2 separate regions of the Homo sapiens genome follow, and region 1 is linked to region 2. A link is a loop called in an ENCODE intact Hi-C map of the cell type or tissue named here. Cell type or tissue: endothelial cell of umbilical vein. All regions are shown on one strand.

The links. Peaks named below come from ENCODE experiments on the same cell type or tissue, not always from the same donor. Only the 100,000 strongest peaks of a DNase experiment are listed, where the experiment ranks them.
Region 1: it touches region 2 in a loop (8-fold over the local background); 6 of 110 quality-filtered maps call a loop at or near these places.

What each region holds. Positions count from the first base shown.
Region 1 is chr13:40,476,875-40,479,374 of GRCh38, reverse strand. The region is part of intron 1 of LINC00598 (long intergenic non-protein coding RNA 598); the gene reads left to right. Among named protein-coding and RNA genes, the nearest start is that of LINC00598, 2.9 kb to the left of the region's middle. In endothelial cell of umbilical vein, no CTCF peak of the experiment used is centred here; a DNase peak (open chromatin) is centred at 1,064; H3K27ac peaks cover 2,032 bases.
Region 2 is chr13:40,401,086-40,403,585 of GRCh38, reverse strand. All of the region lies in intron 6 of LINC00598 (long intergenic non-protein coding RNA 598), which reads left to right. Among named protein-coding and RNA genes, the nearest start is that of LINC00598, 79 kb to the left of the region's middle. In endothelial cell of umbilical vein, no CTCF peak of the experiment used is centred here; DNase peaks (open chromatin) are centred at 415 and 1,025; H3K27ac peaks cover 1,403 bases.

The sequences.
Region 1 (2,500 bases), 76 kb before region 2:
CCGGGCAGGCAGGGAAGGCGCTGGAAAACGCGGAGACTGCTCCTGGGAAGCGTACATTTCATAACTGAGAAACACTGCCCAGAAGTTTCTTTTAGAAGTGGGAGGCAAAGAGCGCTTAACCTTTATTTTTATTTTTATTTCTTTAGTTGCACGGCTGTGTTTGGTGTACAAATAACACCTGGGGTCTGTGGTGATGGGTCCTTAGGAATAGAGAGAAAGAGAAATGGCCTTGGAATTTAGTGGCCTGAAGACATAGTTTAAAAATTCATTTCCGGACCTCAACCTACGGCCTTTGACAGAAAGATGGGTTTGTTGTCTGCTGTGAAATAAAAGCCATCTGAGGCTTGTGGGAGCATGATGAGCACCAGAGTCCGGCTTAGAAATCACGCTGATGGCCCAGAAAACTCAGCCAACCACAGATACCATTGCTGCTTCTAGAAGCCCAGGACACTGGCACTGTGAGGCAATGCTGGAGATTCGTCCTATCCCTGGTCTCTTGCAAACATTTTAAATTGAAACCTTTAATAGTCAGCATGAGAGCACTCGGATTCAATTATATTCATCTCTGAAGATGTCCTGATATCGCCTACTTGTTTATAAAAATTAATCATAAAATATTGAACTAGTGGAGGGTTTGTATGTTTTCTATAAAGTCTAAAAAATGAATTCCATTTGGATCCAGTGAAAGGTGAATTAACGAATTATTCCCTCAGTAGGACAAGAATGTTGAAGAAAAAAACTGAATGATTTTTCTTTTGAACAATTCTTAGCCAATACAAACAAAAAAAATCAACAAACGAAAGCAAGCCAAACAACCAAACACCTCTCCAGTATTGCGTTTAGACCAGTTTGTACAAAGTTGGTACTGGTTTTATGACCTAACTTTTTCCCCCACTGTTTAAATAGATTTGGACATTATCTTTCAAATATGCCATTTCCAAGGAAGGTCTGAGTGGGCTTGCTTTTGCAGTGCATTTACAAAGCAAGCTATCGAACTGGCTCACAAGCCAAACAGAGGCCCCTGAAAAGACAATATCCCTTCCTTCCTGAGGCAGATATTTCAGGATTGGGGAAGCAGAGTTTCCTGTGTTCTCACAAGGGGCTGAGATAAAGAAACCCAGGGCAGTTTTGGAAAGAATTCAGCCTGCCACAAGCACGAGGCTGTTGTTTTTGTGTGCAGGGCCCCATTTCACAATGAGAGGCCTGCCTGGCCAGAGTGACCGTGGGGACAGGACGTGATGTGGACAGGGCTTTGGAGCTGGAAGAGTCCTCTCAAAGTGTGATGTTGAGAAGCAGTGATGCAGAGGACTCCCTGGAATGGTCAGCACTTCTCTCCCTCGTCCCACCTCTTGCGCCAACCCACCCACCATCCTCACCTTTGATTATCCACACACGTGTGTCTTACTGCTCCTCTTCCGTACCATGAGAGCGTCAGAAATCTTAGTGCCCTCTGCGAATGTTTATTTAGTTTCCATTATGTTTTCCCCTTGTTTCTATGATCAACAAAAGGCAAAACAGAGAAGTAGGTATTCGCCTTCAATGTATTTCCCCATCTGTCATCCGATTTCCTTTTTTATGTTTTCTCCACCCCCAGCCTATTTACTGTCCTGCATCCTGTAGGAGCCTCTACTGCAATGAATGAAAGTAATCTGACAGCCTGGGCAACATGTGAAAACCCGTCTCTACCAAAAAATACAAAAAATTAGCAGGGCATGGTGGCACGCGCCTGTAGTCCCAGCTACTCAGGAAGCTGAGCTGGGGGGATCCCTTGAACCCGGCAGGGAGGCAGAGGCTGCAGTGAGCTGAGATGGCACCACTGCACTCCAGCCTGGGCGACAGAGTGAGACTCTGTCTCAAAAAAAAAAGTAACTTGAGTATTTAATTCATGCAGAGATATTGATGTACGATAACTGTAGCCTCTAGCCAGAGTTTTATTGCATTTAAAAGAAGTCCATGAAAGAAAAAAAAATTTTACCAAATGTAAAAGTAATAACAATAATGATAATAATACAGCCATAAGGAAGAAAAAAAATTCAACAACATAATAACAAGTGTCTGTTGATAGGGATTAAGGCGTAGGTGGAAAGGAAATGGGAGGAAATAGAAAATCATTAATTTTCTCACCTTTTGTATTTGGGAGATAATAGATACTATTTGATTTCTGATTAATTGATAATAGAAAATTAAGCATCTTATTTAAAATCGAGGAGGTAACCACTATTAGGACTAAAATTCAGATTACACAGAAAACAGAGGAAACAATAAATAAAAGAAATTATTTAAGATGATAGAATTGTGACAAATGTATTATAATAATAAATGTAATGAGATCAACTCATTTATTAAAATAAATAAACTCACAAAAATGGGTAAAAAAATCTAAATACAACATTGTACTGTCTTTAAAAAAGTAACTGAAGCCAAGTGACTCAGAATCGGAGATAGTGCTTCAACTCCCAGAAATATCCCTCTAACAGTGGAATTCCAGGCACTGTGGCAT
Region 2 (2,500 bases):
TTCAGCACCACTGGGGCGGCCTCATGGGGAAAGAGGGTACAACGGGGCTGGAAGTGAGTTTAATGGGGCTGCGATTCGGAAGCTGAGGGTTTTAGTCCAGCAACTGCTTAGTTGTTCCCGTACAACTTCATGTTGTTAAACTACAAGGTTCAGTCCTTGATCAGTTAAATAGGAACAATGCTGTAAAACCTCTGTCCAATCTACTTCACAAGCCTCCTGGCAATGCACATAAAAGGGCTGCATACATTCCTAAGCTGGGACCAGGAAGGGTGGGAGGCAGACGTTATCCTGAAGACAGACAGAGAGCTAGTCGTCTACATTTTACCATGTCACCTGCCTGGGAACCCTCCGCACTTGCCTGGGCCTAGGGTCCAATGGGCTTCCTGTCTCTGACCAGAGGTCGGGAAACAGCTCTGTGCGGGAGTTGGCCGATCTGCTGAGTGGGGTCGTCCTGGGGTTGATATTTGTTCTTAGCAACAGGCATTTCAAATGCACAATGCATGATTGTAGCCCTTGGAATGCAGCATTTTTGAGCAGCGAAGTACAGGTTGCCAACTGTAAAATATCACCATGTTCACACTGGTTCTAAAGACAAGCGGAGAGAAGGGAATAATTCTATATTAAGACAAACCTTGCAATCTACCCTCCAGAGCCTTCTGGAAGAAATTAGGATCATTTTAAAAAGGGCTGCATTAACACAGTGGGGCATTCATTCCTTTTATTTTATTCCTTACATATTCACAATTGGAAAATTTTTATCATTCTGGAGTTATTAAGTAGTATGGGGGAAGGATTACTTATTTTTGCATGTATTTTTGAAGGAGGCTTTCCTTATTTCTTTTCATGTTAAAAAATTTACCCTTTCTGAAGCCTTTTTTTTTTTTTTTTTTTTTGGCGTATGTGTGTTTCGCAAAACTTGGCACGAGCATGAGAGGCTGACCTTTAACTTGAGGAGGAGGAGGAAGTGCAGTGAGGGGCAGCTGCGGAGGGCGTGGAGGAGGCAGGATGACTCAGTGTCTCTGTAACGCCCTCCTCTCCCCTCTCGGCCCTGGGCCAAGTGTGTCCAACCAGTGCTGCATCAGAGAAAGAAATCCTGCAGAAGTGACCGCTGTGGTAATGACAGCATAAATAGTTCCTCTTTTGAAGTTTTAATGCTCCTGAAGCTGTGGGAGAAACAGTCAGCTTTCAGATTCCTCCCTCGACTACTGGCAAACCGTGAAGAACTGTGTTTTCTCTCCAAGACACACCAGAGTGGTTATAAGGGCAAAGAATGATTGGACTTTAGAAGCCGAAAAAGGACTAGAGGCAGACAAATGGACAGCATTTCAGGGTGGCCCTGGGTTCACAGTGACCTTGAACCTTCACCTAAGTTTTTGGCAGCTGAGTCTCCATAAGAGGGGACAACTGCATTTACTATCGGAGAACTGCAGTTTCTCTCTCTGGCTGAGTAGAGTTGGTCTCTGTCTATGGGGCATCCTGTGGTCATCTCTCTCTGCAATGCAGGAAGCTCTGTCTGCCTGCCCCCTTTCCTACCTAACTGAAATTGAGGGGTAATTGCCTCCTGCACCCATATTTTCGAAATCTCAACTCACATACACACCATCTTTTGCTCTTGACTTCATAACAGCAATAGTAGAATGTCATTATCTTTGTCAGCAATGGCAAAATCAGCAAAATGAGCACTTACTGTGTATAAGCCTGGTCAAAGATAACAGACGCAGAGAGAGAGAGAGAGAGAGAGAGAGAGAGATTCCTTCAAGGGTCTTACAAGGTATTTGAGGATGAGACCATTATTCTTTCCCCAGCACGACACTAAAACTCTTCTCAACAAAGTTGTAAGTGACCTGCTAATTGCCAATCCCAGCAAACACTTCCCAATACCTTCCTGAAATGGTTGACGTGACCTCATTATTTGAACACCCTTCCCTGAATGGCCAAGACAGCACCCTGCCTTGGCTCTCCTGCTACCTTCTCACACCACACCCTGAGGTCAATTCTTCCTCCATCTGTCCCATAAATGTAGCTGCTGTTTCTCAGGGTTCCACCTTTGGTCTTCTTGTCAGTCCTCAATTTTCTTTTTTCTTAGTTACTTTGCCTAATCCTGGAGGATGTGAATTTACATTTTAACACATTTCCTAGAGGTACTGATATAAATCCCAAGCAGTTTTGAGACTCTCTGGACTTCTTCATCCTTCTAGTTCTTAGCATCTGCATCTATAAAATGGGGATGATAATGGTACTTGTTTCATTGGACTGTTGTTAGGATTCTATGTAAAGCACTTAGAAGAGTGCCTGGCACATAGGCAGTTTTACATAAATATCTGTTGTTAAGTTTGGGCAAAGGCCTAATAGAAAATAAGTTTTTGAAGGAAAGTTGGGGCCTTTTGCAGAGACAGATGGTTCTTTCCCCAAATCTAGTCTCTCCTTCTTCCAGAATCCCCCTGTGGCACCCAGTATCCCTGGCCTCTCCATGCTACAACAGTGGCTATGTTTTTCTTCA